Regions from separate parts of the Mus musculus genome. Here region 1 is linked to region 2. A link is a loop called in an ENCODE intact Hi-C map of the cell type or tissue named here. Cell type or tissue: left cerebral cortex. All regions are shown on one strand. Links, peaks and the distances in the headings refer to the core of each region. The heading gives the core; the rest is flanking DNA.

What was found. A loop is a pair of places that touch in the nucleus more often than their neighbours do. Peaks named below come from ENCODE experiments on the same cell type or tissue, not always from the same donor. Only the 100,000 strongest peaks of a DNase experiment are listed, where the experiment ranks them.
Region 1: a loop joins it to region 2, with 4 times the contacts of the local background. A loop is called at or near these places in 35 of 42 quality-filtered maps.

What each region holds. Positions count from the first base shown.
Region 1 is chr10:81,380,930-81,396,234 of GRCm38, forward strand. Dohh (deoxyhypusine hydroxylase/monooxygenase) reads left to right here and starts at 3,505. Exons shown (of 5, transcript NM_133964.3): 1 at 3,505-3,649; 2 at 4,790-5,118; 3 at 5,484-5,560; 4 at 6,311-6,551; 5 at 6,778-7,423. The coding sequence starts at 4,845. The coding sequence ends at 7,094. Gm48552 (predicted gene, 48552) reads left to right here and starts at 9,388. Exons shown (of 2, transcript NM_001384181.1): 1 at 9,388-9,655; 2 at 9,860-10,626. The coding sequence starts at 9,454. The coding sequence ends at 10,065. It overlaps Smim24 (small integral membrane protein 24), which reads left to right and starts at 12,135. Exons shown (of 4, transcript NM_001099917.1): 1 at 12,135-12,230; 2 at 12,855-12,966; 3 at 13,159-13,221; 4 at 13,847-14,150. The coding sequence starts at 12,164. The coding sequence ends at 13,967. Gm48551 (predicted gene, 48551) reads left to right here and starts at 3,505. Exons shown (of 6, transcript NR_168929.1): 1 at 3,505-3,649; 2 at 4,790-5,118; 3 at 5,484-5,560; 4 at 6,311-6,551; 5 at 9,430-9,655; 6 at 9,860-10,626. It also overlaps Mir6913 and Nfic. In left cerebral cortex, for the core only: a CTCF peak has its summit at 9,051 (motif pointing right); DNase peaks (open chromatin) are centred at 5,318 and 9,045; H3K4me3 peaks cover 684 bases.
Region 2 is chr10:81,440,618-81,455,922 of GRCm38, forward strand. No RefSeq gene overlaps it. Among named protein-coding and RNA genes, the nearest start is that of Nfic, 21 kb to the left of the region's middle. In left cerebral cortex, for the core only: CTCF peaks have their summits at 6,126 (motif pointing right) and 9,739 (motif pointing left); a DNase peak (open chromatin) is centred at 9,736.

The DNA of each region.
Region 1 (15,305 bases), core at 4,329-12,328, 61 kb before region 2:
ATGGGCTGGGAGTAATGGCATTGGCTCTTGCAGAGGACCTGGGTTCAACTCACAGCAGCCTGTGGCGACTCACAACCAACCATAACTCCAGAGGAATCCGATGCCATTTCTGGCCTCTGATGTTACTGCATAAACGTGTTCCACATAAACTCACACTGACACATACACACCAAGCCGTTAAGAGAGAACAAAGAAGAAAATCTGAAAAGTTATTTTGATGATATAGCAAAGTTTATAAATCTATTCCTTTGTTAAATTTTATTATTAAGTTTGATTAACTTGGCATAACCGATGGGGGCAGGGCAGAAAAGCTTAGTCCCTGGGTCTGGAGAAGACAGCGCTGGGTGTGGTGATGGAGAAGCCTGCACCAGCCTGCTGGGGGTGCACAGAAGGTGTCCCCATGCAAGACTTGCAGAGTACCTGCAGACGCTCTGGCCCTGGGGCGCCTGGAACCTGAGCCTGCGGACCTCAGCAAATGCATAGCCCAGGCCAGCCTGTCTGGGCTGCAGTGTGGCACAGCTGTACTCCACCTGGCTCTGTTGTCAAAACATAAATAGATGAAAAAAAAAACCTACAAAAATTGGAGGTGTGGGCAATGGCATAGTAACATGCTTGCCCTGAAAACGTGAGACAGGAGTTCAGATGTCAAGCCATGGGGCCAGTGAGATGACTGGGCAGGCAAAGTGCCTGCCACCAAGCTGAGGGACCTGAGGTCGATTCTCAGAAGACATGGTGGAAGGAGGAGCTGACTTCTGCACATGACACCTTGGTATATGTGATCTACCCATAAATGTAACAAAATAAAATGACAACAGAGCCAAATAGCCAGTTTCAGTGACAAAGGCTTGTGGTCCCACAGCTCAGGCACTGAGGCTAGAAGAGACATAGGGTTCATTTCAATAACAACCCCCCATTTTGTTTATTTTGTTTTCAAGACCGAGTTTACTGTTTTTAGGCCTGGCTGTCCTGGATTCACTTTGTAGGCCAGGCTGGCCTCAAATTTAGAGATCCACCTGCCTCTGCCTCCAGAGTGCTGGGATTAAAGGCGATGCTTCCACTGCCAGGCTAATAAAACCCAGTCTTGTACTGACAGAGACAGGAGTGATGGGGCCACACACTAGCCACTGCTGGCTGACCAACCATAGCTGCTGAGGGAAAGTCATGGATGCTGGGTCCTGGGTGGCATTTTCTGCTCTCAGCTCCTCCCAGGGCAGCCTTGGCAGCATGCCAAGCTCTGAATTCATATCTGCTTCCTGCACTCTTGGGCCTATCCCTTCCCACTGGCTGGTATGGGGGCTGGATCACACCTGATATCACCGGATCCTGTGATCTGTTACAGCAACCACAGCCTTTCCTGAAGCTTCGTGTAAACATCAAAGCTGTGTCCTATGGCAAGCTGGCCAGGGTGACAGTGCGGTCCCTTATCTGCGGCCATGTGTTTATGTTTTTTTTTCTGTGCATATGAACGTGCACAGATGGAAGTGTCTTCCTCAATCATTCTTATGTTTTGAGACCTGGTCTCTCACTCCACCCGGCCTCCACACACGCTACCTCACCTGGGGAAGGCACTTTCAGAGCCCACAGGATGTACATGAACAGTTGTGGTCTGTGGTCCCAGAACTCAGGAGGCAGTGTCCCATGTTGGAGGCCAGCCCTGGGCTGCAGAGCAAGATGCTGGTCACAAAAACAAACATCTAGAGAGGAAATCCAACCAAGAAATCAAAAAGTGACTCTGGGCCCAACCGTGTCAGCTCCATTGTGGGTTTCCTCCCATGTTGCTTGCCCATGGAGGACTGCTTAGCAAAGAGCCGCATCACAGAGCAGACGTGATTTTTCTCTTGTATTTTAAGGCAGGTGTTCACTATGTAGCGCTGGATGGAACTTGCTGTGTAGATCTGGCCTCAAACTCACAGAGCTCCACCTGCCTCTGCCTTCTGAGTGCTGGGATTTAAAGATGTAAGCTCAGTTATAAAATGTTTTAAACATTCATTCCCAGTCTAATATTCATTTTACTTTGAATTTTTGGCATGTAAATTGTGTATTTTTAGCGTATGTACTGACATTTGCATTTTCCACATTTATATCCATGCATCATACAAGCCCATATAATAACAGGCTTCCTGGTAGCATTCTGAAAAATAGTGTATTTTTGTCTTAATTTTATTTTTACTTTAAAAATTGTTATTACCATAAATTAAATTTACATAATTATGTAATAACGGACTTCATGGAGGCTGGAGACATGCTTGGTGGTTGAGTGTACTGACTGCTCTTCCGGAGGACCCAGGTTCAGTTCTCAGCACCCACATGGTGACTCACAACTCTGACTCCAGTTCCAGAGGATCTGTCGCCCTAACATAGACACACATCCAGGCAAAACACCAATGTACATAAATCATTAAAAAAGTAATGAGGAAGCCAGGCGTGGTGGCACAGGCCTTTAATCCCAGCACTCGAGAGGCAGAGGCAGGCGGATTTCTGAGTTTGAGGCCAGCCTGGTCTACAAAGTGAGTTGCAGGACAGCCAGGGCTATACAGAGAAACCCTGTCTCAAAAAAAAAAAAAAAAAAAAAAGTAATGAGGAGGCTGGAGAGATCAGTGGTTAAGAGTACCGACTGCTCTTCCAGAGGTTCTGAGTTCAATTCCCAGCAACCACATGGTGACTCACAACCGGTGTACTTATATATTATAAGTACATCTTTAAAAATAAATAAATAAATCTTTAAACCAAAAAAGTAATGAACTTCATGACATTTACACACACACACATATATACATTTGTTTTGTTTTTTCGAGACAGGGTTTCTCTGTATAGTCCTGGCTGTCCTGGAGCTCACTTTGTAGACCAGGCTGGCCTTGAACTCAAAAATCCGCCTGCCTCTGCCTCCCGAGTGCTGGGATTAAAGGTGTGCGCCACCACGCCCGGCTTTTTTTTTTTTTTTCTCCCCGAGACAGGGTTTCTCTGTGTAGCCCTGGCTGTCCTGGAACTCACTCTGTAGACCAGGCTGGCCTCGAACTCAGAAATCCACCTGCCTCTGCCTCCTGAGTGCTGGGATTAAAGGCGTGCGCCACCAACGCCCGGCATATTTAAAAATTTAAACTTCGACTTTATGGTCATGTCACTGCCGTATATCCTGTTGATCCCCAGAATCGAACTCATTCTCAAATTGACTGCAAGTGCCCTCACTGCTGAGATTGCTCGTAACGCCTATTTTATCTCCCATTTCTTTTCCTCTGTTTTGGTCCCAGAGACCATTGGCCGCGCCCTGTAGAACATAGCCACGCCCACTATACACTGCGCATGCGCTATGCACGGCCGGCCCGGTTGTGCTGTGAATGGGATCAAACCATTTTCTTTTCTCTATGGGAGAGACGGTCGGAAACTCTTCTTCCGGAGGAAGACCGGAAGTTGCTTCTCCGGCTCTTAGGACAGTCCTGGGGCGTCGCTGCCGCATCGTTCCGGGTGTGGTCACCCCTAGTCGCGACGATGGTTCCGCCCAGCATGGTCACGTGGCCATCAAGATGGCGGCGTCCAGAGGACGTCGCGCGAGATGCGTCCGCGGACCTGTTCTTGGAGCTGTCGCAGCGACTCTCTCCATCTGTCCCGAGTATACGGAGCTTATTGACGAGTCCCTGTAGACGAAAACACGGTGAGCAGTGCCAGAAGTGCCCCCCCTTCGGGGGACTTCCGCTTTGAGGTACTCGCTGCTCCCGGGAGCGCTGGGATTTCCCTTGAGGGGGTCCTACGGGGAATTGGACCCTTTTCCTTCAGTATTTGACGTCACACAGGATATCATGTAGCCCAGGCTAGCCTCCAACCCACTGTGTGGCTACGAATGGCCTCCTCCTACCCCGTGCTTAGCTGACAGGTTGGCCGCCTATGCGGGGCTCACGTGCAGGCCGGCCCGCGCTTGACCTCTCAGCTTAAGTATTTGGAAACAGGATCTCCTGGGACCGGTTATCTTCCTGCTTCAGCCTCTGCCCAGCCTGGAGCCTTTTTGAATTAAGCGGGAGGCCCCATACCTCGAATGGGCACTCTTGGACCCACGAGATCCTTGGTCTCCCCTGTTGTTGCTCGGGGTAAATCGGGATGTGGGTCTCACTGCCACACAGCTGCTGCCAGCTCCCGTAGACCTGCTTCATGTGTGTTGATGAATTCCATTTTCAAGGTGTGACTGTAGGCTGATGGGCATCACTGGTGAGGCAGCCATACCTGCCTCATTAAACTCGGGGACGCTGGGTGACATCAGAGCCCAGAAGGCCTTCCAGCTTGCCACAGCCTGCTAGTCCAGTTTGTTATGTATGCATCTGCTGTATGTCTAATGGCTGACAGGGGCCGGTCCTCTTATACTGGACGATGTCTGTTTCCGTGTTAATTCATCCGTGAAAGAAAACACCTGTGTGGGAGTGTTGTCCTGCATCTATGGGGCCATGCAGAGGGTACAAGTTGTGCAAAGGCAGGAGCAGGGAGAAGTCCGGAGGGAGGAGGGGACGGATAAAGTGTATCCCACAGGGCTACATGAGAACCTCCAGTAAGGTGGTGTGGGAGGCAGGGGTGAGATCCATTTTGCAACTGACAGTTTCTAGATCCCTCATCTAAGCTATCCTGAAAAAGTCTGGCCAGGTGGTGGTGGCGCATGCCTTTAATCCCAGCACTTGGATGGATGTGGAGAAAGTTCTGTGGCCTGGAGCTCAGGGGTCCTCCTGCCTCAGCATCCCGGGGCTGGAATGGCAGATATGCAGGTGTGTGCCCTAGCTTGAGATTTCCCCTTCTCCTTTTTCTACCGTAGGTTTCTACTGCCTAGAATCCGGCCTTGCAGATCACGTGCTGGGGAGGCCGTTGCCATGGTAACGGAGCAAGAGATAGAGGCCATAGGGAAGACCTTGGTGGACCCCAAGCAGCCCCTGCAGGCCCGCTTCCGGGCCCTGTTTACACTTCGGGGGCTTGGTGGCCCTGATGCTATCTCGTGGATCAGCCGGGGCTTTGAGGACAGCTCTGCTCTTCTGAAGCACGAGCTGGCCTACTGCCTGGGCCAGATGAGGGACGCACGGGCCATCCCTGTGCTGGCGGATGTGCTGCAGGACACGAGCCAGGAGCCCATGGTGCGTCATGAGGCAGGTGAGGAAGGGCAGCCCAGTGCTGTGTTCAGCTCTGTCCCTGGGGCACAGATGGGTGCCGCACAGGGCTATGGACAGCGCACGGGGGTGGTCTCCCCAGCAGAGATTTTGCTTCTGAGTTGGGACCTATGCCAACCTGTTCTTCAGGGACTTGGAATGCTGTCCCTCTGCCCAAAGTCTAGTGATGACTTGTCACTCCACCCAGGGGCACTGGCTGGGGTGGGTGGCTTTAGACCCGGCGGGCCAACTTCTTGAGTTAAGGATTCGGATTGACCAGCTCAGAGGCTGTTGGCCCAGCTGTGACCTGGGAGACCAGTCAGGTGTTGGGCATCAAGCAAGCTCCTCTCTACTGATTTGTCTCCTCAGGGGAAGCCCTGGGGGCGATTGGTAACCCGGAAGTTCTAGGCCTCCTGAAGCAGTATTCTACGGACCCAGTGGTTGAGGTGAGGAGACTCTGACTGGCCCATCTCTGCCAGGACAAGCTCTATAGGCCACATCTGGTTACTAGGGCAACCTCCTGGAAAAGGAAACTCTCGAGATGGGGGGAGGGGCACCTGTAGGGTCTCCCACAGCTCTGGGTCCCCAGCTTTGAGAATTCTACCCTTGTCTGTTCACTGTCGAAACCTATGACCTATATGGTCCTTCCCCTTGCTCATACTGTACCCACAAATCTACTTTCTACCCCTGGATCCCCCTGTTCTGTACATTCCTGTCACGGAGTCTGCATTGTGTAGTCTTCGATGTCTGTGGCTCACTGAGCACCATGTTCCAAAGGTTGGTCCATGCTGTGTTGTCAGAGCCTTGCTCCTATTCATGGCTGAGTAATACTCCAGTGTGTAAGGGTGCACTGTGCAGGTCCATCTATTATTGCACCTGTGGCTGCTGGGCTCACCTCTGATCTCTGGCTTTGTCCTAGCATGTGGGTCTCAGGCATGAGTCTGTCCTCTGCCTGCCTTCCTGCTTCTCATACCCCTTGCTTTTCCTGTGATGACCAACCCCAGGGCCTTTGCACAGATTGCTCTGTGTTCCCCCAGGTCTCCACCAGTCCCCAGTGCCGGCTCTTTGGTCTATGTCCAACCTGAAGCTACTCTGCTTGGCTCAGCCATAAGTCTAGGAGAGTGGTGATTGGGCAAGACATGCGCCCCATGTCCCTGTTATCAGGACCCATAGCTGCCTCTTTCTGCTACTTATAGGTGGCTGAAACGTGCCAGCTCGCCGTTGGTCGTCTAGAGTGGCTACAGCAGCACCCGGGGGAGGCCACATGTGCAGGACCCTACCTCTCAGTGGACCCAGCACCCCCTGCAGCAGAGCAGGATGTGGGGAGGCTGCGGGAGGCCCTGCTGGATGAGGCACGGCCACTCTTTGAGCGATACCGTGCCATGTTTGCCCTGCGCAACGTGGGTGGCAAGGAGGCTGCCTTGGCCCTGGCTGAAGGTGAGGCTGGAGCATATCCCTGGACCTGGGTGATCTCTTGTGCAGCCTGAGGGGCAGCTGTCCCAGGGCCACCTTCTCCCCATCCAGGTGCCCCACACAAACCCTGGGGACTTTACCTGGCTGCCTAACCATAGTGGTCTTGGTGTGTCCCTTCCTTGGGACCCTATGTGCCCACTGTTTCCTGCCCAGCTCTCCTTACCCTGTTTCCTCGGCCCTTACCTTGCAGGCCTGCAGTGTGGCAGTGCGCTCTTCCGCCACGAGGTGGGCTATGTGCTGGGTCAGCTGCAGCACGAGGCAGCCGTGCCCGGGCTGGCAGCCACATTGGCGCGGACCACTGAGAGTCCCATGGTGCGGCACGAGTGCGCAGAGGCCCTGGGTGCCATCGCCAGACCTGCCTGCCTGGCTGCATTGCGAGAGCACATTGAGGACCCTGAGCAGGTGGTGCGGGAGAGCTGCGAGGTGGCCCTGGACATGTATGAGTATGAGAGCAGCCAGGATTTCCAGTATGCAGACGGGCTGGAGCGCCTGCGGCCACCACCCTAACCTAGCGCCTGGCTGCCTGCCCTGGGGCTGCCTCCTCTGCTGCTGCCCTGGCCCCGGCCATGTGTGCTGTGCCTCACATCCAGATTTAGGGAGCAGAGCAGCTGAGGGGCCCTGTGTCCCACTCGCCTCACCTCCTTGCTGGGTGCTGTCTGCTCTGTGGTTCTGTGTCTCCCATGCCCTCCACCAGCAGAGGTGGCAGTGCAGACGCTTGCAGGGTTGGGAAAGTTGTGGGGGCAAGGGTGTGTGGGGTACACCTCCCATCTGGGTCAAGCAGGGAGTACAAGCCAGCCCCAGCGTGCTGCATGAATAAAATAAGTTATTTTTCACAAGTGCTGGCTCCTGCTGTGTGGGGACAGTCATGTGGCCTTTGGGGGGTCACAGAAGAAGGTGTTTAGTGGTACAGCTACAAGTCCATACTGTGGGTTCCCATCAGGCTCCCATAATTCCATGCTGGCTGGGGCACCCACTTCCCTGGACGCCATTCACCTCTGTAAATGTTGACACAGAACGTAGCAGCCCACAGCCATCTGTTCCAGCTTCCAAGACCTGGAACTCAGGTGTCATACCCATGCACATGTCACCTGGCAGGTGACCCCTGCCCTCCCCTGCCTTGTGTGCTCTTCCCCAGGAAGGGGGTGTGGGCTCTGGATTGTTCCAAAGTAAGTGTGATTTGTGTCCTTGCTGCCATGTTTGCTGAGCCGAGAGGCCAGAGGCTGGCGTGGGCAACTCCCAGGTTTTGTTTACTTATTTGAAGCATCAACTCTCGCTGAGCCTGGAGCTTGCTGAGTCAGCTGGGCAGTAGCATTACTAGGGGTCATCCTCCTGTTTCAGTCCCCTCAATGCTGGAGTTACAGTTGTGGCCACCATGCCTGGCTTTTCCATAGATCTCGGGGATATGAATTCAGGTCCTCACAGTTGCATGATGAGAACCTTAGCCTGAGTTAGCCCCCAGTCCTATGTGTGTTCTTTAGACATGTGAGCCCAGGTCCTGTGCAAGAGCATCCAGTGCTCTGACCAATGAACTAACTCTTGGTCTTTGTTCCTCTCCAGGCTGGGTTTCATGTAGCCCAGTCTGGCCTTGAACTCCAACCTGAAGTATAGCAGAGGGTGAGTCTTGGTCTCCCTCGATGCCTGTGATAGGAGGTGGGAATCATGTCCAGGGTTGGTTTTTGGTTTTGTTTTAAATCAGAGGGTGCAATGTTAGTTGAAGGCAGCCAAATTCATGGCAATCTTGCCTCAGTCTCCTGGGTGCCACTCTTCCTGGCTGGTCACTTTGTATTCAGCACAGAGAGGTTGCCAAGTCTCTTCACTTGAGTTTTCACTCTAGATTCAAATTCCTTACCTCCCATTTCTCCCCATCATAGCTTAAACTTAGGCCACCATGCCTGGCCACTGTGTCCCAGGAACTGCCCATGGGAGCCCTCCTGAAAACCAAGTTACAGAGGCCTTCCTTCCCTTCCCTGATGCCATCTGACCTGGCCATCTTCCTTCTCCAAGCACCACCCTCACGTGACCCCTCCTTGACCCCTGGCTTTGCTCTTTCTTAGCCTGGCCGGCTGCCTAGTTCTCTTTCCAACTCCAGTCCTCTGTCTTTGTTCCTCCTCTGCCTGATACTCTTTGAGCATGAAACATGTTACAGACTGCAAAGACCACTATCTGGTGCCCATCCCAGCTGCAGTGCTCTGCTGCCCCTGAATGCTGGGCTTTTACCGGATGACTGCACACTTGAAGCCAGTGGCTTTGTACATGGACTTAGTGGTCCTGTGATGACCAGCCCCTTGCTATAAGGAAATCTACCCTACCAGAGCTGGGATAGTCACAGCATGGAACTCTCAGAACTGGAATTTGAACCCTGTCTCTCACAGAGTGCTAGGTTTCCCCCTTCTAGAACCTCCCAGCAAGAAGCCATTGTACCCACTTACTCCCACCGTCTACACACTGTCCTCCCCCACAGTGGCCGCCAGAGGACGCCCGTGAGCAGAGTATTTTTCTGCCTGTAGCTACCCGTGGGTTCCACCCTGCCCTGTCCACCCTGCACAGTCCCCATTCTGACCCCTCATTGCTCAGTCGGCCACAGTGGCATGAGCCCCACCCCCCCCACCCCCCACATGCTCACCGAGAGTACCAGGCTCCCGACTGCCCAAGAGCTTTGCACAGGGGAGCCCTCTGCCTACCCTGCTCAGAGAACTCTGCCTTTGAAGGTCCTGGGGTCAATGTGGATGTGCACGTCACTTCTGGTGAGGGGAACACTGATCCGGACAGATGGCCTGGAGGAGCCGTTCTAATCCTTTTAGCTCATTCCCTAATACTCCCGTGTGTGGGTCACCTCCCTCAGGCTCCTGCTGAAGGTGTCTCAGCCATGGCAGGGTCAGTGGATGAAAAAGAGGCCGAGGACTGGAGCCCAGCCCCTCCGATGTATGAGGAATACCGGCCACCCGCGCTGGATGCCATCCGCCTGCCTCGCTATGCCCTGTATCTGCTGATGGCCGCTATCCTGGTGGTGGCCGTGGCCTATGCCATTGTTGGCCACCTCATCAAAGATCTAGCTCATGACCTGGCTGGTGAGCCACTTTCCTGCCTAATCCATCCTGGGCTGGGGTCACAGGTGGCATGGGATGGAGCTCCGGTCTAGGCCAGGGTCGGCCCAAGGGTGGTCGTGGCCAGATCAAACTATGGCATGGGCGTGGCCAAGGTCAGGGGGAGCAGTGGGCTTGGTCAGGGTTTCCGCGGCCAGTCACGACCTCACCAGCCACTTGTCCCTGCAGACTGGGCCTTTGGCCCTAAGCCTGACCAGGAGGAGGAAGGTTCCCGGGAGCTGCGGGCCAGCTTGGCTGCAGAGGACCTGGAAGAACTAGATCTTCAGCTGGCCCTGGCCTGGCGTGGGGAGGATGACCCTGCCCGTGCTCCTCGCCGCACCTCCATTGCCTTCAAGGACCCGCCGGTGCAAACCAACTTTTGGAGGCTGGACTGACCTGGAGGAGTGGCATGTGTGACACTGGTGGGCCTGGCAGTTCCCTCTGCCTCAGTTGGACCACCTGTGTATGTGACAACATAGGGTTTGGCCAGGCTGAAACTCAAAACTCCCCTCCTGGGCTGGAGTGCTCTGATTGCAGACTCCACTTACACTTTATTGACTTGGAGACAGGTTCTCCATGTAGCCTAGGCAAGCCTTGAACTTGATACATAGCAGAGGACAACCTTGAACTCCTGATCCTCCAGTCACCATCTCCTGAACGCTGGGATGACAGATCTGGGCTTCTGTGATACTGAGGAGAGCCCAGGGTCTCCTCCAAGGCTGTGCCAGCCCGAGGCCCTGACAGCTTCCTTTCTTCCTTCCTTCCTTTCTTTCCCTCTTTCTTTCTCTTTTGGTTTTTCAAGACAGGGTTTCTCTGCGTAACAGCCCTGGCTGTCCTGGAACTCAGAGCCATCACCTGCAACATTTTTTCCTATGGATAATTCCTTACACAGTGTTTGCTGAGAGGAGAAAAGAGTGAGGCCAAATTCACATATAAATTAAAAGCCTATCTGACTATCCAAGTGCCATGACCTTTTTGTCTCAGCCCTGTCCCACACGTTCTCACAAAACCCTCCTGGGTGCTGTCGATGAGCCCAGTAGCACAGACTGGAAACTGAGGCAGGCCACTGAGAAATGTCTGGGTGAAGGTCCCTCAGCTTATTGTCACACACAGCACGGAGTAACCAAGCTGTCATCCTCAGCATTCAAGAGGCTGAGGCAGGAGGATGGCACATTCCAGGCCAGCCTGGACTAGGGAGCATAAGGAACCATGTGTGGTAGGTCCTCTCCACAGGGCTTCCCCCACCTCAGCTGGTGGGCATGTCAGTCTGGGCTCCTGACATCCCACCTGGGCTCAGATCTCTCAGCTCAGGACTCCATGAGTATACAGTAGGAGCTTAATATAGATAGGCATGCCTGGTTGGGTTCCTGGTGACATCTTTAATCCCAACACTCAGGAGGCAGAGGCAGGAGAATCTCTCTGAGTTCGAGAGTCTACAAAGTTAGGTTCCAGGACAGCCAGGGTTACCGTGTCTCAAAAAACCAAAATCAGGAAAAAAAAGCCAAACCCTTTTTCCAAACTGTGTGAGACCTGCCTCAAGCTTGGTATGTAGATGAGGATGACCTGGAATTCTTCATTCTCCTGCCTCCACCTCTGAATGCTGAGATGACAGGCATGTATCATCCCACCTCGTTTCTGGGGTGCTGGGGATGGAACCCAGGGCCTCATGCAAGCTGGGAGACTGCTCTGCCTCTGAGCTACAGCCCAGCACACAGTTTTATTTCTGAGACAGTGTCTTGCTCTGGAGGTCAGATAAGGCCTAGACCTAACCATCCTCCTGTCTCAGGCCTCTGTTGTGTGGGAATGACGGGCACATGAGGACATCAGTGCCCCGTTTCCTTGCTGTCTCCTGCACGTGCGCAGGCTGTGGCTGCACCCGTGACACTTCTGGGTGGGGTCCTCCTTTGCCCAGGTGAGGCTTGATATCTAATCAGCTTGAGGCCCAAGGTTGAGGGCAGAAGCCTGTGCCCTGTCTTTGTATGTTGAGATGTCTGGATGCTCTGCAGGCAGGTGTCTCTGCCATTGCTTTGAGGGTCCCCCTTCTAGGAACGTGGTGCTCCCTGCCTCCTTTGCAGCCTGGTGCTCACAGAGCTGCCAACCCCACTGGGCTGACCTACTAGACACAAAGTTGCCAGGCTTGTCCCAGCCACCAAGCCTGACTGCCACACTTGGTTGTGTGCACGTGACAGCGTGGACGTCCCATCTGTGCAGCCTGACTTCTTACAGAGGACTCTAAGGACCTGTCCCTGGGGCTGCTGGTCTCCAGGGAGGGGTGCAAGGTGCGGGGGAAGGGACAGTCTAGGTTAATATTAAACTAGCCGCAGACTCTGCCCTCCAAAGATGCAGGGGTCTGATGCCAAGCAGGCATGGGAGGCTGGGCCACAGACGGCAGGTTCCCCACCCCGCCCCGCCCAATCACTGTCTTAACCCCACCCGAGCCCTGTGCAGCTCACACCTGCAGCTGAACGTCGGCCCATATCCAGTGTGCTGGCCATGGACACCTTGGGCAGGCTGCTGCTGCTGGCTACACTGTTCCTGACACCCGCTGAGGCCCAGCAGGGTAGGACTAGGGTGTGGAGCCCGCGCTGGGTGGGTGTTAGGAACTGGGGCAGGGGCTCTTCAGCATCTCATTTCCCATTAGGAGAAACTAAGGCAAGGCAGGAAGAGGAAGTGAAGAGGGCACTGGTGGGGACGAGTGCTCTCCAATGACTCCTTCTGCCCTGTCTCTGATCTAACATCCTTCTCCCCTCTCAACGCTGTAAGCTAAGGCCACTGCCCTTTTCCAGCTGGTCCTCTCAGCTCCTTCAAGGCCTCTCTGAGCTATCCCCCCCCCTCGCCGCCCCCACTTCCCCCGCCTCCTCAACTACTTTATCTAAAAGCCTCACCCCTTAGAAGCCCAGCTTCTCCGGGAGGCGCGGACCTCCTTTACAACCTCTGCCCCCTAAGCCCCTGGCAGCTCCTAGTCTTGGACGTTCTTCCTGATTCCCACCTCTTTACGCCTTTTCTAAGCCCCGCCCTCCAAGACCCGCCTCTTTCCGTTAACGTCTTCCCCTCTCTCCCGCAGACCCCTCTGCTCCCAACAGACCCTTCTTTTTCCCTCTCGCAGAACCCACTTCCCCTGCAGGCTCCCCTTCCCCCTGCAGACCCTTCGTTTTTTGTGTCTGACTTGTCTTGTCCTTTGCAGCCTCAGAGCGCCGCCTGAAGCCTTGGCTAGTAGGCCTGGCTGCAGTAGTGGGCTTCCTGTTTATAGTCTTCATCCTCATGCTGGCCAATCGTGTCTGGTGCGCCAAAGGCAGGTGAGGACCTGCCCCTGTCCCACGCAGGGCCTCCTTGACCTCCCCGCCCTTCTGTGCTCCCTCCCAGGGTCAGCCTGGAGGTCATCTTGCTTTGCTGCCCTGTTGATCCCTTCTGATTCTTGGCGTTCATGACCTCAGTTGGGGATACTGAGGCAGAGAACAGCTCTTGTATCAATGTTTCTATTTGTGCAGAGCAGAGGATGAGGAGGCTACATTCAGAATGGAGCACATTATGAACGAGAACTCACAGCCAAGGTACCCTGTGGGTGATTCCCCCCAGACAGTCCTGAGAGGCCCAGCTGGGGGGAGGGGACAGTGTCCAGCAGGTGGACTCTGGGTGGGACTCTCTAGTGCAGATTCTGGGTCTGGGAGAGGAATAGAAGTGGGGGAGAGTTGGCATGGGCAGCTGGAAATACAGCTGAGCCCTGTGAACCTGAGAGGGTCCTGAGGAAGGAAGGGAGGGCTAGAAGGAGAGGCTGGGGCTACCTGTACCCAGAACTGCAGAGAACACAGCTACCTACCCTGTGACGACGCATGGTTTCCTGTACACCATGACCGTCACTCTATCGTAAGTGACCCACTCATTAACCTATCCACCCACCCATCCATCCACCCACCCATCTACCCACCCGTCCACCTATCCATCCACCTATCCACACATCCATCCATCGACCCACCCACCTATCCATCCACACATCCACCCATCTACCCACCTATCCTCCCATCCACCAATTCATCCTTTTCTTTCCATGGAGTGAACATTTTCTTTTCTGTGGGGTCATCCTGAGATCACCGCAGCCCGGAGTCCGTCCTCACCTAGCCTGATAAGGTGGCTTGGTAAGCAGTGACCCTCTCTCACTGCGGCACTGTAACCCTACAGTAAAGCAGACAAGAAGCAGAAGAAGAAGGTGGACAGGAAGGGCGGACAGAGCAACGAGGCCTTGGAACTAGAGGAAAAGGAGTCCTCAGATGAGGAGAGAGGCAAGAAAACAGCTTTGTAAAGCATCTTGTCACCTGGGGGTGCTTCATCCACACACCTCAAGTTGCAGCCACCACCTGAAGCCGGACTGGTGTCATCTGGGTCTGAAAACTGTCCTCATATGAGGAGGTCAGCTCTGCCTATGGCCTCCATACTCACCCCCACCTTCCCCTGACACTCACCACTGGCCTGGTGTCCACTCCTATTCATCTGTCCCCCTTCTGCATCCTCTCTCACATCCAATCTGCCCCCTCCAGGCATGCTCCTGGTGTCACCTGACTGTCCCCTATGTCTCTGAGCCCCAGTGCTGTACCCGGGAGGCTTCTACCCTCTGTTTTGGAGGAGAGACACCCTATGGTCCAAGCTCTCTGCCCCATGGTCACCGGGTTCTTTTCTGAGGACCTCATCCAAGGGTCTCCCGTTCTTGAGTTCTCCAGGGCAAGCAGTTCCAGCAATGGCCACGAGGAGGCGGTGTCACCTCTCAGCACCTTCCTTTAATAAAGGTCCCTAATGCTGTAGTCCCTTTGTGTAGGCTTAGGCCAGAGCCTGGATCAGGGGTCCTTGGCCACTGAGAGCTCTGCCTGGGCTCAGGCTGTCCACAGAGGTGTCTGGTTGGTTCTCATGAAGGTCATGATTTTAGACTCATGTCTCAAAAGACAGAGGACTCTGTTCCTCTGCAATGCTGTGGAGCCTTGGGAAGATGGTCCAACCTCTGACATCTGGGGCAGGGACCTGGGATATTTTCTCTTCAGCCCCTCCCACAGAACTAGTGGATCTTAAGGTCAAGAGACCCCAGCTTTTCACTCTAGGTAAGGGGGCTGGGTTCTTTCTTTTTTTTTTTTTTTTTCGGTTTTTTGAGACAGGGTTTCTCTGTATAGCCCTGGCTGTCCTGGAACTCACTTTATAGACCAGGCTGGCCTCGAACTCAGAAATCCGCCTGCCTCTGCCTCCTAATTGCTGGGATTAAAGGCGTGCGCCACCAAGCCCGGCTGGTTCTTTCTTATTTTGAGACTGGGTCTCATGTCAGCCAGGCTGGCCTCCAGTTGCCCATGAAGCTAAAGATGATTCTGAGCTCCTGATCCTCCTGCCCCGGGACAGGCCTAAGCCACCATAGCAGTTGCTATAGCTCATGCTGGGATGGAGTCCAGGATACTGGCCCAAGGCAGAAATTACTTTCCCTGAGCCTAGGCAGTGAGCCCACAGCAGGAGGGGCCACATGGTGGGCCTGGGCTTGTGAACACAGGTGACAGCCTCCCACTCCCTGATCCAGCCAGGGCGCTTCATGGACGCACAGAAAGGAAGAACCAAGAGAAGGCGAAGCTTAAGCTTATTTAATTTTTATACATTTTTTTCTTTTTTC
Region 2 (15,305 bases), core at 5,287-13,286:
CTACAGGTACCCTCAGACATCGATAGTCATCTATAGACTCCAACAGACAGCTATAGTCATTTATAGTCACTTATAGTCAGCTACAGTCACCTGCAATCACCTGCACTTACCTAGAGTCACCCATAGACATCAATAGAAACCAACAGACATTCACAGATTCTTTTTTTTTTTTTTTTTTTTAAGTTTTTCAAGACAGGGTTTCTCTGTATAGCCCTGGCTGTCCTGGAACTCACTCTGTAGACCAGACTGGCCTCCAACTCAGAAATCTGCCTGTCTCTGCCTCCCAAGTGCTGGGATTAAAGGTGTGTGCCACCACCACCCAGCTCTTTTCACAGATTCTTATAGACACCAATAAGCTCCTATATACATGTAAAGATTCTTAAAGGTACCTGCAGACTTCTGCACACACCTATTGATGCCTAAGATATTCACAGGCTCTGATAATCACACATAGACACCAACAGACTCCTATAAATACCTAAAGACTCCTACAGGACCCTACAGATCAGTACATACACCTGGAGACTTCTACAGAAACAACAGACACCTACAGACTCCTATAGACTACTATAGACCTAGAGACCTTGAAACCACTACAGCCCCCTACAGGTCCATACAGATTCCTACAGCCACCTACAGACTCCATTAGAAAACTACCAATACCCAAAGATGCCTATATGAGACATCTATAAGAGACAACTTCAGACACCTATAGTCACCTTTAGACACTGCAGAAACCTATAAACTTCTATAGGTGCCTACAGACACCTAAGAATACCTACAGACCTTAGAGAAACCTACAGTCACAGTCTCCCAGTGTTATATGCAGTCATATGTGGTCACCTACAGGTACCTAAAGTCATCCACAGATACATATTCCCACAGACACCCACAAAATTTTACAGGCACAGAGATCTACAAATACCTACAGACTCCTACAGCCACCTACATTCTTCTATGGTTATCCACAGCCTCTCACAGGCATGTACAGATTGCTACAGAAACTATACAGACTTGTTTAGTTACCAACAGATGCCTATAGACGCCCAGAGACACCTACAGATCTCTACAGGTCCCAAAGACCTACAGACACCTACATATTCTTAATATCACTTAGAAATTTTTACAGACACAAAGAGATGCCTACAGACTCTAAAATTCAACTACACACACACACACACACACACACACACACACGGATATGTATAGATACCTCACACTCCTACAGATACCTACAGACAAGTACAGTTATCTAGAGGTGCCTACAGACTCCCAAAGACCTCCAAACTCCTTCACACACCTACAGATTTATACAGTCAACTACAGATTCCTATAGACTTTTACAGATACCAAGGGATGCCTACAGATACCTACAAATTGCAAGATTACTACAGACACCTACTGATAACTACAGATACCTACAGAGATCTACAGACACCTACTGTCACCCACAAACAACTATAGCCTCCAACAGACACACACAGATATATTCAGACACATACAGACTCACACATACAGAGACCCACACATTTTTACACATATCTACAAATTCCTACAGACACCAACAGTTTTCCATAGATAGCCCCAGACCCCCACAGATACATACAGAATACTCTAGATACCTGTATGATTCTACAGACACCTAGACATTCCTACAGACACCCACAGATGCCTATAGACACCCACAGACTCCTGCATGTACCTACAGATCTTTACAGCTACCTATAGACTCCTAAAGGAACCTATAGAATTTTAAAGAAAACTACAGATTCCTACAGACACCCATGGACTCCTACAGTCACCTTCTAACGCCAATAGACACCAGCCATCATCTACAAACTCTTACAGTCACTCTTTGTCACTACCAGGCAGCTACAAGTACCTACAGTCACATACAGACATCTCCAGTCACCTACAGACTCCTAAAGACACTTACAGTCACTTCTAGTCACCTGCAATTATCCATGATCACCTACATTACCTTCAGTCAGCCACAGACACCTACAGATACCCACAGACACCTGTAGATGCCCACAGACACCTACTTTAGCTTTAGTTACTTACAGACAACTATAAATTCCTACAGATTCCTATATATACTCACAGACTTTCATAGTCACATAAGGCATATATAGACTCCTATAGCTGGGCAGTGGTGGCGCACACCTTTAATCTTAGCACTTGGGAGGCAGAGGCAGGCGGATTTTTGAGTTTGAGGCCAGCCTGGTCTACAAAGTGAGTTCCAGGACAGCCAGGGCTATACAGAGAAACCCTATTTTGAAAAACCAAAAAAAAGAGAGACATATTTAGACTCCTATAGATGCCTACATAATGCTACAGACACCTACAGACTCCTACAGTCACCCAAAGACACCCACAGATACCAGTAGTCAACTACAGATCCTATTAATACCTACAGACACTTACAGTCACCCCCCATAGTCACCTAGAGGCACCTACACTTAACTTCAGTCACCCACAGACACCAGCAGTCATGAGCAGACTCCTATAGTTGCCTAAAGACTCTTGCAGTCACCTACAGAGACACTCACCCAGAGACAATTACAATTATCTACATACACCTATAGCCTCCTACAGACATCCATAGCTTCCCACAGACAGCCACAGATTCCTACAGCAACTATATATTCCTATAGACACTCAAAAACTCCTTTTGTTACTGATGGACACCTATAGTACCCTACAGACACTTGGAGATACAGATTCCTACAGACACTCAAACTTCTAAACACATATAGACACACACAGACACATATGTGCTCCTCCACATGCCAACAAACACCAAAGTCATGTATAGACACCCAGAGACACCAGCCATCATGATCAGACACTTATAGATACATACAGATTCCTAGGGTCACCCTCAGTCACCTACAGTCACCTACAGGTACTTACAGTCACTCACAGACAATTATTACAGTAACCTGTAGACTCTAATAGGCACCTGCAGTGACTCACAGTTACTCACAGTCATCCCATAAACACTACAGATACCCTCAGACACTTTCAGGTACTCAAAGACTTTTACAGACACCTACAGTCTCTAGAATCACCTTCAGCCACCTTCAGACTACTATAGACACCTATGAATTCTTTTTTTGACACTTATGAATTCTTAAAGATACCTACAGACATTTATAGACTCCTACAGATACCAAAAGAAAACAACCATCACCTACAAACTCCCACAGTCATCCATAGCCACCTATAGGCCGCTATAGGTACCTACAGACATCCATGGAAAACCTGTAGTTTCCTACAGACACCTAGAGTTACCTAGTGTCACTTCAGATCACTCTGATCGCCTACCCTTACCTTCAATGAACCACAGACTCCTACAGACAAGTATAAATTCTTACACTACTGTAAATTTCTACATAAATCTATAGACTCATATAGTCACCCACAGACTCCTACAAATAGCTAGAGACATTTACAAACTCATACAAACAAACTAGCAAATTCCTACAGAATTTTACAGACACCCAGAGATACATACAGATACTTACAGACTCCAACAGACAACTAAAGACACCCACAGATGCCAATAGACACCCACAGAATCCTACAATCAACTACCGTCACCTACAGCCTCCTACAAAATCCTATAAACACTCAAAGATGCATAAAGACATGTACAAACTCTTATATATACTCACACACTAAGAAAACCTACAGAGTCCTACAGACACCTAGAGGAACCTACAGACACTTATAGACTCCTACAGACACCTACAGATTCCTACTGATTTTTACACACACCCATAGATGGCTACAGAAATCTATAGACCACAAGACACTCCTACAAATACCTATGGTCTACTGCAGAAAACTAAACTACAATCTTCTTCTTTCTTCTTCTTCTTCTTCTTCTTCTTCTCCTTCTCCTTCTCCTTCTCCTTCTCCTTCTCCTTCTCCTTCTCCTTCTCCTTCTCCTTCTCCTTCTCCTTCTCCTTCCTTCTCCTTCTCCTTCTCCTTCTCCTTCTCCTTCTCCTTCTCCTTCTCCTTCTCCTTCCTTCTCCTTCTTCTCCTTCTTCTTCTCCTTTGATTTTTCAAGACAGGGTTTCTCTGTATAGCCTTGGCTGTCCTGGACTTACTCTGTAGACCAGTCTGGCCTCGAAACTCAGAAATCTGCCTGCTTCTGCTTCCCAAGTGCTGGGATTAAAGGCATGTGCCACCACTGCCCGGCAACTACAATCTTCTATAAACCCCCTCAGATACCCATGGACACTTACAGATTCCTTCAGACTCCTATATACACCTAAAAATGTTTGCAGAACTTCTTCATACTCCTAAAAACACATACAGACTCCTCTAGACATCCACAGACTCCTATAGACACCTAGAAGTTCCTATGGACACCACAGATGCCTACAGACACCTAAATTTACCTACAGACTCCTACTGAACCTACAGACATCAACAAACTTCTACAGATACCATAGCCTCATATAAACACACAGAAACTCCTACAAACAGCTAACCTACAGACAACTTTAAATTCTTACAGAATCCTACATACATTCAGAGACTTCCACAGTTATCTACAGACATGTACAAATTCCTATAAACACATAATCCTACAGACACCTATATACTTCTACAGTCACCTTCAGACACCCACTGACACCAGTAGTCAACTACAGATCCTACTGATACCTACAGACACATGATCACTAGAGTCACTTACATATACTTTTAGTCACCCAGACATCAACTGTCACCTATAAAAATCTACAGTCTCCTACAGACACCATAGGACACCAGCAGTCACATACAAAGTCTCACAGACTTCAACAGACACCTGTTGTCATTTACAGTCATTTACAGGTAACTAAGTTACCCACAGACACCTAGAGTTACCTGCAGAATCATTCAGACATATACTGACACATATACCTAGTGACTCTTTTTTTTAAAAAAGATTTTATTTATTTTATGTATGTGAGTACACTGTAGCTATCTTCAGACACACCAGAAGAGGGCATCATATCTCATTACAGATGGTTGTGAGCTACCATGTGATTGCTGGGAATTGAACTCTAGAAGAACAGTAAGTGCTCTTAACCACTGAGCCATCTCTCCAGCCCCACCTAGTGACTCTTACAGAAACCCACGGACACCATCAGATTCCTACAGAAATACAGACACCTACAAACACCTATAAATTTGTACAGACGCTTTCATAAACCCACAGATTCCCTTAGTCACCTACAGGCACCTATAGACATCTATATGATCCAATAGATGCCTAAAGACACTAGAGACTCTGTTTCTGTCTCTGTCTCTCTCTGTCTCTCTCTCACACACACACACTCCTTCAGATATCTACAATTCTTCAAGACACAGACAATATCCTATACACACCTACAGATATCACAACACCTAAAGACTCTTATTGACATACACACACACACACACACACACACACACACACACATTGACATGTATAGATCCACAGACACCAGCAGTCATCTACCAACTCCTAAAAATACCCACAGACTCCTACAGTCAGTCCTAGTCACCTAAAGTCCCCTACAGGTACCCAGAGACTATTATAGTATATGATCCAATAGATGCCTACATACACTTACAGCCTCCTATAAATGCCCACAGGTGCCTAAAGTAAATATATAGCCCTATAAACACCCAAAGACTCCTACATACTCCTTCAGACATTTACAAAGTCCTACAGATACATAGAGGCACCTACAGACTCCTACAGATATCTATAACTCCTGCAGTCATTCATAGACAACCATAGACACCAGCTGTCACATACAGATGACTACAGATACTTACAAAATGTTACAGCCACCAGAGGTCAACTACAGTCACCCACAGGTACCTACAGATACCTCCAGTCACCTATAGACTCCAAGAGATACTTATGGTCACTTACAATCACTCAGTCACCTGTGATCACCTACATTTACCTATAGGTACTCACAGACAACAACAGAAATCTACAGACACCATAGATTTTATAGATACCCACAAATTCTTATAGATATTTAAATATTCTTATAGATACCCACAGACTATTGAAAATACCTATAGATTAAAAAAAAGATGTATTTATTGTATTTATATGAGTGCATTGTAGCTGTTCTTCAAACACACCAGAAGAGGGCATCAGATCCTATTATAGATGATTGTGAGCCACCATGTGGTTACTGGAAATTGAACTAAGGACCTCTGGAAGAGCAGTCAGTGCTCTTAACCACTGAGCCATCTCTCCAGCCCTACACCTATAGATTCTTAAGACACCACAGACTCTGACAACTACCTACAGACACCAAGAGATTTCTATAAACACCTAAAGACTCCTCCAGAAACAACAGATACCTAAACACACCTCCAGACTCCTCCAGACTACTATAGACCTAGAGACTACAATAGCCACCTTCAGAGTCACACAGATTCCTGCAGACACCTACAGTCTCCATCAGAATAGTACAGATAGCTGCAGATAGTTACAGACACCAAAGGATACCTAGCAGACTCCAGAGACAACTACAGTCATTTACAGTTGGCCACCATTACCTACAGTCATGTGTGGTCACCTATAGGTACCTAAAGTCACCCAGAGACACAAATTCTCACAGAAACCCACAAACTTCTACAGACACAGACAGACTTCTATAAACACCTAAAGACTTCTATGGTCACCTACATCTTCCTAGGGACATCTAAAACCTCCTACAGACATGTACAGATTCCTACAGAAACCCACAGACTCATACAGTTACCAATAGACACTTACAGACTTCTACAGACACCTAGAGACACTTGCAGATGCCCACATGTCCCAAACTCCCACAGACTCCTGAGTCACCTAAAGACTTTTGCAGACACCAAGAGATGCCTACAGACACCTACAGACTCCAAAAGACAACAACAGACATCACAAATGCCTATAGATGTCCATACACTCCTACAGATACCTACAGATACCTACAGACATTTAGAGTTACCTACAGACTCCTACATACCTCCAAATTCCTACAAATACCTAAAGACTTTTACAGTCACCTACAGACTCCCACAGACTTTTATAGACACCAAAAGACACCTATTGACACTCACAAATGCATACAGACACCCAGAAATGTCTACAGACAACTACAGATGCCACCAAACAATGCAATCAGACATATATAGACTCCTACAAAGAACCATACACACTACAGATACCTATGGACTCTTACAGACACCTACAATCTCCCATAGATATCCTCAGACACCTACAGACTCCTACAGATACCTATAGACTTTTACAAACACACAGACTTCTCTTGATATACACAGACTCCTACAGACTCCTACAAACTTCTCTACACACCCAGACTCCTAGGGACACAGACAGAATCTACAAACACCTATAGGCCCCTATAGTTACCTACAACCATCTATGGATATCCAGTCTTATATAGACATCTACAGACTCCTAAAGATACCTACAGATTCCTATAGCCACTTACTGACAACTGTAAATTCCTACAGAAGCATAGATTTCTACAGAAACTCACAGATTCATATAGTCACCTACAGACATCTGCAGACTCCTACAGACCCCCAAGCTTCTACAGACACCAACAGACTTTTACAGTCACCTACAGATTCCTACAGGTTTTACAGACACCCAGAGATACCTACAGACATTTAGACTCCAACAGATAAATTATAGACACCTATAGATGCTTATAGATACCTACAGAATCCTGCAAACATGTCCAGTCACCTACAGACTACTGCAGGATGCTACAAACACCCAAAGATGCATATAAACATGTACAAACTTCTATAGACACCCATACACTTCTACAGATACCTATGGACTGCTTCAGATACCTAGAAAAAAAACTATAGGCATCCATAGATTTCTACAGTCACCTACAGACTTCTACTGACTTTTATACCCACCCATAGATGCCTACAGACATCAACACAGTCCTATAGACTTCCTCACACTCCCACCGATATCTACAGTCTCCTACAGGCACCTACAATCTTTTATAGACACTCACAGACACCTACAGATTCCTACTGACTCCTGTATACACTTAAGGACTTTCAAAGCATTCCTATAGACACCTACAGACTACTACAAACACATAGACTCCCCCTAGACATCCATGGGCTCCTGCAGACACCTAAATACTTCTACAGACTCCTACTGAAATTACAGGCAGCAACAAACTCCTAAATACACCTACAGATACCCATGTACTCCTTCATATACCTGCAAATAGCCACAGATTCCAACAGACACCTATAGACACCCAAACTTCTACAGACACCTACAGAATCCTACAGATTCTCGCTGACTTGTACAGATGCCTATAGACTCCTACACATTCTTAAAGAAAGGTAAAGACTCCTATGGTCTCCTACAGTCACTCACAGACACCCACAGGCACCAGTAATCATCAACAGACTTGTTCAGATACCTACAAACTCCTACTGTCACCCACCTACATACACTTACTGTCACCTAAAGACTCATACAGACACTGACAGTTATAGTCACATGTGACCATCTAAAGCTACTCAGCAACACCTACAAAAACCTGACCCCTTCAGATCTGCAAATACTTCTACAGACACAGACAAAATCCTGCAGATCTCTACAGGCTCCTACTGACATCTATAACCACCAACAGACTCCTACAGACACCTATAGACTCTCAGAGACACCTACAAACACCAGCCATTCCCTACACACTTCTGATGCCATTCATGGTCTCCTACAGGAATTGGCATATACCTACAGCTACCTACAGATATCTATAGTCACTCTCCATCACCTACAGTCACCTATGACTACCTATCTGTACTTACAGTCACCAAGAAACAACTACGGACACTTATAGACACCAATAGAAACAGGCAGACTCCTACATACACCTATAGACTCTACCAACTTTTACAGACATTCATAGATGCCTATAGATACCCACAGATTTCTACAGTAACTATAGATTTCTACATACACTCCCAGACCCATATAGTCACCTACAGCACCTACATATTTTAACAGGCATCTAGAGACTCCTGCAAAATATTACAGACACCCGAGATGCCTACAGACACCTATAGACTCCAACAGAGAACTACAAACACACATAGATGCCTAAAGATACCTATAGTTACCCATCAGACATCCACAAATACTTGCTGTCACCTACAAACTTCTACAGTCACCTGCAGTTACCTACAGATACTGATAGTCCCCCACTTACCTATAGTAACTTACAAACACCTACAGATACCTAAAATAACTGTAGAACCCTACAGAAACCTACAGAATTATATAGTCACCTACAGACACATAGAGACTTTTAAAGACACCCACAGACAACATCTGCCACTTACAGACTCTTACAGATATTTACAGACACCTACAGGTACTGACAGTTACTTAGACACCTACAGTTACATACTGACGTCTATAGACACCTACACCATTTACAGGCATCTACCTTTGCTTACAGTCACCCACAGACACCAGCAGTCACCTACAGACATCAACAGTCACTACAAAACTTCCGTATAGTCACCTAGTCGCCTGTGCTCACCTAGAGTCACCTACAGACTCTTACAGACATCTGCAATCATCAGCAAACACCTGCTGTCCCACCTGGTGCCCTGCACCCTGCCCAGCAGCCTTGGTCAGCTATGGCGACTTGCAGTTCTTTTCTGCCCTCTACTGTTCACATCCAGCATTGCACCCATTGCTGCCAGTTTGAACGGACTGCAATCCCTACTGCCCAGGATGAGACAGAGCAGCTCCTATGCAGCTGCAGGGGTCCAGGCAGGCTGCCCGAGTTGAACATAAAATTAGTGGGGGACAGATCTAACATCTCGGTACGGTGTGGTGTACAAAGGCCCTGGGTTCAATTCCCAGCACTGCCTGGCTTCACACTTTGATGTTTGGAGTTTGTGAAGTATACAACATCCTAGGAGCCTCTGTTTTTCTGTTGCCTTTTTTTTTTTTTTTCTTTTGTTTACTCTGATTTAAGGGGGTTTGGGCATCCTGAGCTCAGCTTAGTCTGTGGCCTCCACCCATGGATCCAGGAGCTCCCAATTTGGGACATGAGTGTCTTGTAGCCCAGGTTGGCTTGGAAGTCAGTATGTAGCCAAGGATGACGTGCCCCTGCCCCCTGGGCTTTGGGATGACACTATGACCACGAGGTGCTCTGCCCACGGAGACAGATATGGGCTCCTCAACAACCTAGATATTTCTTTCTCCAAGCTCGGCACAGGAAGGGTCCCCTGAGGAGCTGACTCTACACCTCACCTGGACACAAGGCACAGGGGTCATAGCTTGGAGGCCACATGGCACCATGACTGTAGGGGCAGTGTGAGCAGAGTCTACTGGATGGAACCACAAACACAGAGCCCAAGTGGGTCTATCCTCAGACCCCTGACAACATCCCCGCCTCTGACTCCCCAGAGGCCACAGGCTGCATCACCTGCATCCTCCAGATGCAACGCCTGTGCCCCTCAAATTGGGTGGCATTGGGGGGGGGGAGCCCTTACCCCAGCTGCGCCAGCTGGGAACAATCCCAGGAACGGGTCATTAGGAGATGGGCTGGGGCGGCTGCTCCTGAGCACACAGACAGCATTTAATTTTCCACTGTTTTCTCTGTGGTGGGTCTCAAGCCCAGTGTGTGGGGGGCAGTCACCCCAGAGAGTGCCCACAGCAGGCAGAGGGAGTAGGAGGGAGCTGGGAGAAGTAGAGCTGGAATCAGGTGGAGCCTTTGCTGCACACTGAGCTGGATCATACATCCATGGTACGAGAAGCAGGAGCAATCTAGGCACGGCTGCTATTGTGAAATTCATCTGTCACTGCTGCTGCCACAGGACCGTCACAGGACACCTCCTGTCCTTCCAGCATGTGGGGCCTGGGGCAGAACTCCAGGGTCTGCCTGGCAACCTCTTGACAAGGACCGACTGAGCTGATTCCCTTTTTCCTGAAAAATATTTTTCTTTCCCAGACGGGGTCTCTCCATGTAACGGTGGCTACCCTGGAACTTGATATGTAGATAAAGTTGACCTTGAACTCAAAGATCTGCCTATCTCTGCCTCCCAAACACTGAGATTAAAGGGATATGCCACCACCACCCAGCTAGCATTGGGATTCTTTACATGAAACATCTAAAAGAAAATGTCTAACTTACAAGGTGAGCAAATCCTATAAGCCAACAGGGAACAGCATATCACCCATGCATCCATCCATCTATCTATCCATCATCCATCCATCCATCCACCCACCTATTCATTCAATCCATCCATCCACCCACCCACCCACCCACCCACCCATCCATCCATCCATCCACTCATCTATCCATCCATCCATCCATCCATACATCCATCCATACATACTCCACCCACCCATCCCTAGATGGCTGGCTGGATGCTGCGGTGGGTGATATGCTGTTCCCTGTTGGCTTATAAGGTTCGCTCGCCTTCTAAGTTAGACAATTGTCTTCTTGCCTCATGTAAAGGATCCCAACACTAGCTGGATGGTCTCTACCCCTGCTTAGTCAACACTTCCAGCTTCTTCTGTCCCCCCAAAGGCCTGTGTTCAAATCCCTGTCTCCTGCTCTTTCCTCGAGGACAGTGAGCTATCCACCACTCCATTTCCATGTTTTCCCGCATGTTGAGGGATGGAATCCTCCGTGCCTAGCCTCTGGGGCTGTGGGTGTCAACGCTGCCCCCATGGCCCCAGCTTGGCCCTGCTCTGTCTTTCAACTGGGTCTCCCGCCTCCCTCTGTCCCCCAACATCCCGCCGGGCGCTCTGGGGAACATTCCGTGGTTTGCAGCAGACTGTCCGGCTCCGCGGAGCCTCAGATGTGGGCAGAGTGGGCGGCGGCCTGGCGGGCGCGGGCTGGGGAGACAGCGACCAGGGACCCTGCACTCCAGTTTGGCGCAGGAGTGGTGGGCGGTGCAGGGCAGCAGCGGAAGGCGCAAGCACCCACTTGGTAACTAGGGAACACCACCTGTCTGCCGTCCTCCATGGCTCCCTGCCCCTGCAGTGCTCCCTACAACTAATTCAGTGCCTCCTGCTAAAACCTCTGTCTCTGCCCCAGGATGCGTGTGCTGCAGCCTCTCGGGTCTCCTCCCAGCTCCTTCCCGGTGCCAGGCTCCATCCTGCCCTGGGGCCTTTGCAGCCTCTGTCCGGTGGCTCTCTTTTTCCAAAGCTTCCTTCCTCCACTCTGTCTCCCTACTCATCCGTCGGGCGCTCCGCTTCACCAGGACACATAATCGGTGCCCAATCAAGGCGGCCGCCGCGGAAGTCCTTCTGGAATTTAACCACAATCCCTCCTGCCTGGTTTCTGCAACTGTTACACAGTTCCTGAGTCACCCGGTGGAGAGCCCTTCACAGAGACCGCGTCACCCACCCAACCCCCACTCTAGTGGATGAGGAAACTGAGGCAGGGAAAGTCCGCCAGGATTGTTCTTGAACAAATCATTAGGACCATGGACAGTGTGGCCTGTCACCGCCTCCCCTTTCTGTCGCCGCACGTGTAAAGCGCAGTTAGTAAAACTTCTTGGACGCCAGAGAGATCCTAGGTCAGTGAAGGGCCCGCAGCGCTGCGCAGAGGAGGTTTGCGAGTCTCACAGCTCCTGTCAATAATAAGGGAGGTGGCAGGGACAGGAGGACCCGACGGCCAATCAGCGAGGTCCAGGCAACAGAGGTCCTGCCTCGCAGGTAATGTGTGGATAGTGGAGGGCGAACCCCAAGGGTCAACTCTGCCCCCAGCCTCCACAGGCACTCTGGCTTGCAAGGGAATGCACACACAAGAATGCTGGTTGTCGCTGGGCTGAATCCCCTTTCTCTGGCTGGACACACACTTGTTCTCCGTGAAGTTCTGGTTTTTTGTTTGTGTTTGTGTTTGTTTGTTTGTTTGTTTGCTTGTTTGTTTTGAGACAGGGTTTCTCTGTGTAGTCCTGGCTGTCCTGGAACTCACTTTGTAGACCAGGCTGGTCTCGAATTCAGAAATCCGCCTGTCTCTGCCTCCCAAGTTTGTTTTTGTTTTTTAATGATTTATTTATTTTTATTTATATGAGTACATATTATTATTTATATGTAGCTGTCTTTAGACACACACCAGAAGAGGGTATCAGATCCCATTACAGATGGTTGTGAGCCACCATGTGGTTGCTGGGAATTGAATTCAGGACTTCTGGAAGAGCAATCAGTGCTCTTAACCACTTAGCCATCTCTCCAGTCCCTGTTTTATTCTTTACAGTGACTCTAGGGCCTTTGCACACGCTGGGGGAAATGCTTCACTACCCACGCTCCAGCCACCTCCAAAAAAATATTGGTTTTTGTTGTTGTTGTTGTGTGTTTTGTTTTGTTTTGTTTTGAGACAGGGCCTCATTGTGTAGCTCAGGCTGTCCTGAACTGTCTCAAGACCAGGCTAGCCCCAAGCTCACAGAAATCCACTTGCCTCTTTCATTTGGGGCTGGGGCTGGGCTTCTCCCACCCATTCATGGTCTGAAAACACCCCACTTCCTTCATCAGAACCCCCTCCTCCCCATATGCCATGTCATTGCCAGCTGGGCATCCTCCCTCAGAACCCAGGGGACTTTCAAAAAGATCCAGTGTGAGTCCCAGCTCTACCATCACTTCCATCTCCCACTTCCCTCAGGGTTACAGCCCAAGTCCTCCCCGAAGTTACAGTCCTGTAGCCTTCTTCCCTCTGCCCAGTCATGGTGTTCTCCTCCATTACTGCATCCTGCCCCAGGGCCTTTGCACAGCTGTGTCCCTGCCCCAGGGACTTTGGTTCGGTTCTGGTTGTGCATTCTGCACAGTTACTTTGTAACTCTTCTGATAAATTCCATCATCCACTCATCTTTACTCAGATCTCCCCTCCTCAGGAGGCCACCCTGGCTCCCTGCCTCTGTGGTCCCCTGCCTTCCACCACCCCAGCTCTCCCCCACTGTGGTTCCCTGCCTTCTTCCGCTCTATTTTTCATCTATTACATATCATTAATTTAATTCCCCCCCCCCCAGAGTTCTAGTCAAAAGAACTGGGGACAGACTGTGGAACACAGTAGGTGCTCAATAAATGCTGACTGAGCACAGAAGAACAGACAGGGCTGTGGCCTGCTCCACAGGGATGCCTGTTGCTGCAGATTCTCTGCATATCTCAGGGAAACTGCCTGGCTGGCTGGGTCACACATCAGTGGCTACTAGGGGTCGCCATCCACAACCAGGCCCATTATTCCACTTCAAGACCCAATTATCCCTGGGACCTTCAGAGCAGAATTCAAGACACCCCACAAGTTCCAGCTACAGATCTCATCGCTCCCCTCTAAACCTGTGATCCAGAGAGGGTGAGACACAGTGCAAGGACACACAGCAGTGTGTGACCCGGAACTGCATGGAGGTTATTCGAGAGACATGGAGAGCAACCAAATGGCTCTTGGGCAACTGGATGCCTAAGACATGAGATCGAGGCTGCCCTCTCATAGCCAAGCCCACCCCCCAACACTCATCCCAGAAGCTTCCAGAAGAATTCCTAGTTTAGGCAACATCCACAGACATGAAAACAATCCCGCCACCTCCCTTCAGCCAGTCAACATTGCCCCAAGTGGGTGCATTTCCACCCTGGACACAGAGACGCCTGAGGTCAGATGGGTCACACAACTGGACCCTCAGCTTGGGGCCCTGGGGATTTCTGGAGCCCCCGAGCGTGCCCAGGTCAGGGCGGGAGTCTGCCTGGTCCCGGAATGAGGCCTAGTGGCTTCGGCCACCTTGCCAGGTAGAAGACACAAAAGTAGCCCCATCACTCCGTCTGCCTTGGTCTCCCCCACCTGTGAGCACAAAGAGGGGTCTCCACACCCTCCTGAGCCACCCCGCTGTGGCAGGCCCCTACACACTCACCATCCACCACATCTTCGCAGTCATGTCGTAGCACAGCTGCCATTTGACCGATGTCTCCCCGGGCTTCCCGGACACTGGGGGCCCTGGGACCTCCATGTTGGGCCGAGATGGATGTCCCCGACTCACCGGAGATCCCAGTACTCGGCTCCGTGGAGCCCAGTGAGTCAGAGGAGGAGGGTGCCGGGACAAGAGGAGGGGGGCCAGGGCCAGGGAGCGAGAGCTGGAGGGCGGGGACAGAGGCCACCCACAGCCCAGGAGGCGGCTGCAATCGAGCGGCCCTGGATTTGTGAATGACACCCTCCTCAGCCCCCGGAAGCACCGCGGCTGTCCCTGCCTGCCAATCTGGGGGCACACTAGGAACTCGGACCAAGGATGCCAAGGGC